Regions from separate parts of the Homo sapiens genome. Here region 1 is linked to region 2. Evidence: chromatin loops called from intact Hi-C (ENCODE). Cell type or tissue: PC-3. All regions are shown on one strand.

What was found. Peaks named below come from ENCODE experiments on the same cell type or tissue, not always from the same donor. Only the 100,000 strongest peaks of a DNase experiment are listed, where the experiment ranks them.
Region 1: a loop joins it to region 2, with 7 times the contacts of the local background. A loop is called at or near these places in 1 of 110 quality-filtered maps.

What each region holds. Positions count from the first base shown.
Region 1 is chr2:19,253,636-19,258,635 of GRCh38, reverse strand. No RefSeq gene overlaps it. Among named protein-coding and RNA genes, the nearest start is that of MIR4757, 92 kb to the left of the region's middle. In PC-3, no CTCF peak of the experiment used is centred here; DNase peaks (open chromatin) are centred at 2,135 and 2,965; H3K27ac peaks cover 2,416 bases.
Region 2 is chr2:19,102,177-19,107,176 of GRCh38, reverse strand. No RefSeq gene overlaps it. Among named protein-coding and RNA genes, the nearest start is that of LINC01376, 78 kb to the right of the region's middle. In PC-3, no CTCF peak of the experiment used is centred here; DNase peaks (open chromatin) are centred at 2,396 and 4,316; H3K4me3 peaks cover 433 bases; H3K27ac peaks cover 2,509 bases.

The DNA.
Region 1 (5,000 bases), 150 kb before region 2:
GACCCCTTGAGGTTGACTCTAGATCATTCCTTGGGAAAATGGCGGTGATCCCTTCTCACATGTGAGATGAGGCCAGTCTTACTGGATGGGCTTCCCAACAGCTTTCTCCTTCCCTTACACTGTGGCCTTGGGTAGGTCTCTTTTGCTTTAGGAGCTTTAATGCCTCTATCTGGGCAATGAGGAATGAGGGGATTTGACCACATATTCTTTGAGGGTCTTCTTCCCTTTTATGAGTTTTCAAACACTACTGTGCACCATCAATCTCAAAACAATTACCCAAGACATAATTTTAAAATTATTTTATTTCAGTAGTTTTTGAGAGACAGGTGGTTTCTGCTTACATGGATAAGTTCTCTAGTGGTGATTTCTGAGATTTTAGTGCAGGCATCACCTGAGCAGTGTACACTGTACCCAATATGTAGTCTTTTATCTCTCACCCCACTCCTCACCTTCCCCACCGACTCCCAAAAGTCCATTATATCACTCTTATGCCTCTACATTCTCATAGTTTAACTCCCACTTATAAGTGAGAAGATATGGTATTTGGTTTTCTATTCCTGAGTTACTTCACTTAGAATAATGGCCTCCAGTTTCATCCAAGTTGCTGCAAAAGGCATTATTTTGTTCTTTTTTTTATGGCTGAGTAGTATTCCCTGGTGTACATGTACCACATTTTATTGATCCATTCATTGGCCATTGGGCACTTAGGTTGGTTCCATATCTTTGCAATTGCGACTTGTGCTGCTATAAATATGCATGCACAGGTGTCTTTTTAATATAATGACTTCTTTTCTTTTGGGTAGATACCTAGTAGTGGGATTGCTGGATTGAATGGTAGTTCTACTTTTATTTCCTTAAGGAATCTCCATATCATTTTCCATAGTGGTTGTATTAATTTACATTCCTACCAGCAGTGTAAAAGTGTTCCCTTTTCACCACATCAATCCCAACAGCTATGGTTTTTTTGACATCTTAATTATGGCCATTCTTGCAGGAATAAGGTGGTATCTCATTGCGGTTTTAATTTGCCTTTCCCTGATGATTAGTGATGTTGAACGTTTTTTCATGTTTGTTGGATGTTCATATCTTCTTTTGAAAAATGTCTATTTGTGTCGTTTGCCCACTTTTTGATGGGATTATTATTATTATTTTTTCTAGCTTATTTGAGTTCCTTGTAGATTTCGGATACTAGTCTTTTGCCAAGACATGATTTTGTTAGTCACAAAGTTCCTTTGCCTTATTTCCTCCAGTCAAGGATCATCTTAATGATGAACTCACTAATGCCCAAGCTCAAAAGTGACAGAGAGGATTCTGGGGAGGTACACAGAGAGGCTTCTGATTGTGATCAAAAGAGGTGGCCCACATGTTGAAAATAGCAGAAAGTTTACTCATACAATAATCCCATAAATTGTAATAACTCCCATCAAAAACTGTAAAGGTTGAACTGCTCGTTATACTTTCATGCCCAGCCTTCAGACTGCCATTTTCTGATTGTTTTACCTCCACGGCTGTCCTTAACATACACTGTAACCAATTTTTACTTTGAAATAATCATATACCATTGTGTGTGCGTGTGTCCTGCTATCTGTACATCTCTTGTTCAAGGCAATGTTGAATTGTGCTTGTTTGAGTACATTAACATTTCCCTCTCAAATGGACTTATTTATAAAGCACAATATGTTATGCATAGGCTGACCACTTTATCCCTGTCTTAAAATGAGTGAAGTATATTGGGTGCATGGATAATGATCACTTTTAATTTTTCTTTTTCTCCTCTTTATGGCAGTGTCTGGCAACATTCCCCTATGATTTTATATTGAATGGAATAAACATGTTGTAGGGAGAAAGGGAAATTTGGGATGGAGGGTGATATGAGCAGTTACCCACTCCTTTGTGCAAAGAGAACACTATCCTTGCATCATACATTGAACAGCAGTTTACCAATGATGTCAATTTATTTTACAATGGCCTCAAAATGAGTAGGGATTATTATTCCTTTGAACATGTGAGAAAACAGAGGCCAAGAAAGTTACATTAACAGGTCAAGTATTTCCAACATATCCGTGTATGTAGGCATGAGCACACACTGAGTAATTTGTCCTGAACCACCCCTTTTCTAAGGAAGTCCTTCCTAATGTAATATATCCTGAAGGGCAGCTTCTAGGGCAAAGTAACATGATAGTAGATGGCAGTCTTCCAAGGAGTTACTGGTTTCCCTAGGTCTCTAGTTCCTTGCTTATGTGAGTATTAAGGCAAATTGAGTGGGATATTGCAGCACTGGGTTATCACTCACATGCTAACTTGCGTGGGAAAATGTCTCCCCTGCAAAGATTAATTAAGAATCAGTCCTTTGGAATTCTGTGCTTTAAAGTGAATTACTGGTGGTTTCTGTGAAGTTAAAGGGACAGACACTGCTTTTAATGGTTGTTAAATGGAAACTACAGAGGAGTGTAAGTGGGCGGTACAGCTGCATTTGTAAAAATTCAGGTTGTTTTTAATTAACACCACATGAAGCATCCAGCCACAGCATATTCCCCCAGTTCAATGATGTCTGTAGGTACTGGAGGCCAGAATTCTTAAAATTGCTTCCATGTTGTGCTAGATGCAGCAGTGATTGAGTACTATTGCTCAGGGCAATTGGGGTAATAGGAACCTCATCAGTTAGCTAAAGAGGTGTGGATAGGAGATTGGGGTAAAAAGGTCAAACCTGGTCCAAGGCTGGTTTCAGAGCCAGGTATCCCCACCTGGCAGTAACCAGGGAGTAAGGATTTACCCTTAACAACTCAGCTGGCCTCAAGCCTTCAAGGCCTGGAAAAGGAAAATGCTTCTGGGTTCACATGGCCAGGCAGGCTGGAGTCTAGACACAGGAGCACTGATCATTGCTTTTCCTTTCACAGATGAAGAACTCAAAAGGCACAAGGAGGTTACACCAGTTGTTCAAGGCATGGGGGGGTGGCCCACAATCCTGCTGCTGCTGCTCTTCCCTTCAGGTGGATGACTCAGTCTTTTCCACAAATTTAAGGTAGAAAAGGGTAGTCAGTTTTAATGCCATGCAGAGCAGACTCACTTTGCATTTATCATTGAAAAGTAGGAGGTCAAAGAATTGACAGTAGTTGAATAATCATTATACAGGCAGTCAAGCCTCACTGATTTGAATCAGTGGAGTGGGACTGGTCTGATTATAAAGATTTACAAGAAATGCATCTCAATAAATTTAGGATGCAATTAGGGTCAGATAAGTATGAGATAAGTGTAGGTAAAAAAGCATACTAAGTGAGTGTAAAAAGTCCTCCATGCTTTAAAGTTTTTTTTTTTTTTTTTTTTTTTAACTAGGTCAAGCACAACCCATGCTAGCTAGTTTACACTATTAATTTACTTCTCAGGTAGCTATTGCAAAGATAAATGTAAGCCTGGATTTTGCCCAACTTTTCAGAAATTTGGACTAGGGGAATCTGGACCAGGCTTGAAATGGTGTATGATAAAAGCAGGATTTCATTAGAGTGGGTCAAAAACTAGGGCTCTGAAATAAAGATAGGCATATGAAATTCAATTCAAAAATATTTAATGACATCTACTATGTGAAAAGCACAGGGCAAGGCTGTAAGGGGTATAGAGATGAAGCATATATAGAAAGCAACTTATACAGAGTGGATATAACCCTCACATATGCAACTGTGGTTAATGTGCATGGTAAGAATGGGAGACTGGGATGACCTGACTAGCCTTGGGTGCCTAAGGAGATGATGGGGAGCCAGGGAAAGTTTTTGATTAGGGGAACAACATGACCAGAGCTGTGGTTTTCTTTCTGAATATTTTAAGTTCCAGGGTACATGTGCAGAATGTGCAGGTTTGTTACATAGGTATACACATGCCATGGTGGTTTCCTGCACCCATCAACCCATCATCTACATTAGGTATTTCTCCTAATGCTATCCCTCCCCTAGCCCCCCACCCCTAAACAGGCCCCAGTGTGTGATGTTCCCCTCCCTGTGTCCATGTGTTCTCATTGTTCAGCTCCTACTTATGAGTGAGAACATGCGGTGTTTGGTTTTCTGTTCTTGTGTTAGTTTGCTGAGAATGATGGTTTCCAGCTTCATCCATGTCCCTGCAAAGGACATGAACTCATCCTTTTTATGGCTGCATAGTATTCCATGGTGTATATGTGTCACATTTTCTTTATCCAGTCTATTATTGATGGGCATTTGTGTGGTTCCAAGTCTTTGCCATTGTGAACAGTGCCACAGTAAACATGTGTGCATGTGTCTTTATAGTAGAATGATTTATAATCCTTTGGGTATATACCCAGTAATGGGATTGCTGGGTCAAATGGTATTTCTAGTTCTAGATCCTTGAGAAATCATCACACTGTCTTCCACAATGGTTGAACTAATTTACACTCCCACCGACAGTGTAAAAGTGTTCCTATTTCTCCACATCCTCTCCAGCATCTGTTGTTTCCTGACTTTTTTTTTTCTTTTCTTTGAGATGGAGTTTTGCTCAGTTGCTCAGGCTGGAGTGCAGTGGCGAGATCTCGGTTCACTGCAAGCTCTGCCTCCCAGGTTCACACCATTCTCCTGCCTCGGCCTCCCGAGTAGCTGGGTATACAGGCGCCCGCCACCATGCCCAGCTATTTTTTTTTTTTTTTTGTATTTTTAGTAGAGACGGGGTTTCACTGTGTTAGCCAGGATAGTCTCAATCTCCTGACCTTGTGCATTCTGCCTGCCTTGGCCTCCCAAAGTGCTGGGATTACAGGCGTGAGCCACCACACCCGGCCCTCCTGACTTTTTAATGATCACCATTCTAACTGGCGTGAGATGGTATCTCATTGTGGTTTTGACTTGTGTTTCCCTAATGACCAGTGATGATGAGCTTTTTTTCATCTTTGTTGGCTGCATACAGAATGGGAGAAAATTTTTGCAATCTATCCATCTGACAAAGGGCTAATATCCAGAATCTACAAAGAACTTAAACAAATTTACAAGAAGAAAACAACCCCATCA
Region 2 (5,000 bases):
TTTCTCTGTGTTCCCGTCCATCCAGCTCCAGCCAGGGAGCTAGGCTGATTTTGAGGACAAACTACTGGCAATTGGCTTTCTGACTTCTGCAGTAATGCTTTTCTAACTATTTGTGCTTGGACCTTTTCTCTATTCAGTTAACTAACACATTCTGCCTAAAATAATCATCCTAACATTATTCTGTTTTTCCTGCTCACCCAAAATCTTCAGGTACCATCAAATCCATTAATTAGCCATATGCCACCTATGTATTAAGACTAGAATTGCCTTCTATTAGGAGAACATTAGCATACACTATGCTATTTTATCCACCAGTCTTGTGAGTTAGGCATTGGCTTCATACATATTTTAAAGAAAAAGAAAAAGCCATCAGCTAAAGCAGGCTCTGGACTCCATTTTATATCACCTTCTGTAAGATCCTCCACTGAGTTACAGCAAAGATGGAGAGGGAGGGCAAAGGTGTCCACTGAAGAACAAAAGAGCATGGGATAGGGGCTGTGTTGAGATCTTTCAGCATCCCAAGGGTAGCTCTGCATTGAGAAATTTTTGCAAGTTTGAGGACATGTGTTACTAACAGACACAGATGGGTAATGGCCTTGATGAGTGTGTAAACATCTAGAAGTGAGAAGTAAAAGCATACTCTAAGTTGGAGTCTGTACAGCACTAGATCATGTGCAGTTTGTTGTCAGAGTTTTAAGTTACAAGATTGAAGCATGAACTATTTTCTAGGCCTTCTTGCCGAGAACTAGGAAAGGAAATTAGGATGAAGCAGGGCTGCCTAATGTCCTGAGCTGTACCCTGTGAGTTCCTGAAGGGCTCTCCATTCCTGTGATGACAGATGCAATAGCTACATCCAACCAAGGCCGTCCTGGGGAGAACCATAGGCAGACAAGGTAACACAATGCTTAATAGCATGGGTTCAAATCCTGGCTCTGCCTCTTCCAAGGGATATGACTGCGCAGGTGAATCAACTTGTCTGGGCTTCCATTTCTTCCTCTATAAAATGTAAATAATAACCCGCTCAGGGAGTGTAATGAAGACTAAATCAGGTAATCTCTGTTAAGAACTAAGCAGAGCAATTGACATTACATGTTCAATTAATAGTTATTGAAAAACATTTTAAAATAATTTTAGATTCTATCTTAGATTCAGGGGATACATGTGCAGGTTGGTTTCTTGGGTATATTGTGGGATGCTGAGGTTTAGGGTATAATTGATCACATTAACCAAGTACTGAGCTTCGTACCCAATAATTAGTTTTTCAGCCCTTGCCTCATCCCTTTCTCCACCCTCTAGTAGTCCCCAGTGTCTACTGTTTCCATCTTTATGCCATGAATATCCATTGTTTAGCTCCCGCTTAAAGTAAGAACATGTGGTATTTGGTTTTCTGTTCCTGCATTAATTCACCAAGGATAATGGCCCCCAGGTGTATCCATATTGCTGCAAAGGACATGTATTTATTCTTTTTCATGACTACATAGTATTTCATCATGTAAATGTACCACATTTTCTTTATCCAGCCCACCATTGATGAACACACAGGTCGATTCCATGTCTTTGTTATTGTGAATAGTGCTGTGATGAACATGTGAGTGCATGTGTATTTTTGGTAGAATGATATATTTTCTTTTGAATATATACCCAGTGATGGGATTTCTCATTCAAATGGTAGTTCTGTTTTGAGTTCTTTGAGAAATCTTCAAGCTGCTTTCCACAGTGACTGAGCTAATTTACATTTTCACCAAAATTGTATAAGCTTTCCCTTTTCTCTTGCAGCCTTGCCAGCATGTGTTGTTGTGTTTTGAAAAACATTTTTAAAAGGCTGCCATATTTTACCACTGATGTACTCTTCTCTCATCCTGACTTAGGCTAGGGAGATGCTTTGGGAGACTTCACTTTGGTCTCTCATTCCTGGCCTACACACAGAAGTACACAGAACTGTCTCAGGCAAAACTGGTTGAAGCGGCAGTGGTCCTTTTTTTACAAGTTAGGAATTTGTTGGCTGGTATGGCTGGGAAAGACATGACTGCCTTGCAGAAAAAAGAAGCACTCAGGAGCCAGCATCCCTGGGCTGGACTCTGGGTCCTGAGGAGACAGGGATTTCCTCCACTGCTGTCTCTCATTTCTGCTGCCCCTGGTGTACTGGCCTTACTGTCTCCAATTGTAGGTGGGCTTTCTCCCCAGAGGAGGGAATGTGTTCATAGGTAGCCTCACATCAACAATTCTTGCAGAAGACAAAATAGGGTGTGATTTTTGATAATGAATTATTCAAGGTCCCAAAAAGAAAGTGGATGACTCTTTTCAACCAGAGTGATAAAAGGAAGGTTTAGTAAAGGAGCTATTTACAAAGGTGTGTGCAGGACGTAGGTAGGGTGACTCACCATCCAGTTTGCCCAAGACTGTTTTAGTACTGAGAGCCCTCTCATCCGAATGAGAGGATTTCACAACACTCCATTTCTGCGAAAAGTAGGGTGAGTGGCCATTCTAGGTAAGAAAAACACAAGAGGCTATGCACAAGAGGCTAGTAACAGCAGGGTTGTGGCCACCCCTACTCCTCAATTGACAAACGGAGGGAGCAGTTAATGGAACTTGGGAGGAGTGTGTTGTATTGAGGGGCCCACTGCAAGGAGCACTGGTCTTTGGTGAGGGACCCAAGCAGCCTAAGGCAGCCCTGAAAGAAGGAAGTCAGGGAGATAAAAGCCCTGAACTTGCTTTCCTTCTTTTCTCCCATCTTCAAGAGTTTCAATTTCAAATCAAAGAACATGCTGGAGTGTTGTCATGAAAAGCAGATTCAAAACTGGTCACTTAGTTCACTCATTTTACACCAGTTTAATGAATACCAGTAGGTCAAGTTCTATATTATGTGCTGGTGTTTAAACAAAGGCACCTATACCAGGAGCTAAGGTGGGGAACATGGAGCCCAAGATAGAGGTGGCTGTAGTGAAGAATAGGTGCATGGTATGATGGGTGAGGCCAGGTGGATTAGGCACCACTGAGGAAGAAATATCTGGAATTTATAGCTCTGGGTCCCTGGGATTATCTTCAGAAATGGTGTTTTGTGCATGTATTTCTTTTTAAGGTCTATACTCTGTTCCTGGGGCCATGACCTTCTTCTAATTCAAGATGCAGGCTGCCTCAGAACATAGCAACCAATGAGATTATTGCTTGTTGCTATCATCAATAGAATGCGTTAAGATTATATCTTGACTCCCAATATGTAATTACTACTGACACCCACTTCCTAACTCCCTCAGGATAGGTATGTTTTATATATTATATCATGTAATTTTCATGAAAAATTATGATAAACATATTTTCCTGGTTTAAGAGGCTCAGGGACTGGGTAATTTTTCCAAAGTTGTACCTAAACAAGGACAGGAATCCAGGACTGATTACCCCTCACATTCCTTCTCTTTTCATTGTATCAGCTCAACTCATTTAATTCATGCAAGATATAGATAAATACTATGCTAGGGTCCTGTTTGAATTTCTATGGCAGAAAAAGACAGAACCTGTGACATGACCCTATATCTGCTATGTAATTGATCAGGCAAGTATTAGTGAAAGGAACTACAGGATGTGGTAGGTCACCATGCAGCACATGGCCATTTCTGTGGCTGGAGCAATAGCAGGGGGTGTAATGGCATTCTCCTCCTGCAGTGCACCCCAGATGTCAGCACAAAGTAGGCAATTCCTGCAAACAGTCCCCTGGAGCCAGGGCCGAGGTCCTTGATTGTGGCTATCCTTCTCCTGCTAATGACTTTTTCAAGCTACTTTCCCTCTCTCTACCTCTGTTCCCTGATTGCTGGGGGCTTTTCCAACTCTTTTGCTCAACCTCATTAAGAAATGCATGGATATATTTTTCTATACCAGCATTTAAGTATTTCCCCCATGATCCGTAGGAATGGTTTCCTGGAAAGACTTTGCATGGATTTTCCACTGCCTGCTGCCCTTACTAGCACTTGGGAAACTGCTATTTTTTTCTTCCTGGTTGCATTTGCCACTTACCCTACTGAAAACAGAAATTAAGACTTTAGACAGCTGCTTACTACATAAAATTTTCAAATAAAATATTCCTATTATATTCTCTTAGGGAAAAAGTTCACTCGATTAGATTAGCAAAACTAACATAAATATGAAGTAATGCCAGTGGCTGCTTGCAGAAGGTGTTTTTAACTTTCCATTTGACTTAAGCGTCCAGTGCATTGAGGTGTCTGTGACACTCTGTTCTGTGTCACATTTGTGAGCAGGATGATGTTGTAATGCTCCCGTAATGGCTAATATTATGTTAATGGAGATGGATGCCAATGTGTACACATATATATTTAGTCAGGTGGAGGCATTCCCAACTTGTAATGTAATCTGTGTGGTTTAAGAATTCACACATAAAAATGGAACAAGGAGGATTCAGCTGTGATTCTGGACTCTGCCTTTGCCCTTGTAGGAATATTTGACATTATTCTCTCACAATGGCCATTTTTCACTCTCTTGAGGAGAAAACAAAAATACTCCAACTAAATTAATGAATGTTTAGAACTCCAGTTCAGTCTTTCAAAAGGTCTAGGATGGTGCTGGGGAGGTGAAGTTGTCTGTGAGGTGGGATGGCAGGTCACTTCTCCTGGATGTGGTCTACTTGGTCACAGCCACATGACACTGAGCAAAAGGGGTAAGTGGGACAATACCAGGATAATCCAGGGGATTAACCTACCTCCTTCACCTGTGTAAGCAAGAACAGAAAGATAAAGGATCAGGAGTAAAAGACTTACCTCTGCTGCAGACTTCTTAGGTGGCTTTGGAGGAATCACTAAACTTCTCAATTTTCTCATCTATCAAAAACTTGGGACCCTCTGCTGTGGCCTTCCTCTGAGTTGTTCAAATAAAACAATTCTGTGAAAGTGCTGGTATCAATGAAATGATTTACAAAATGATGGGATTATGTAAAACAGTGACTGAAGTGGATAACTGGAGCTTGCAGAGCCCTCTCTGACCCAAGGCCAGAT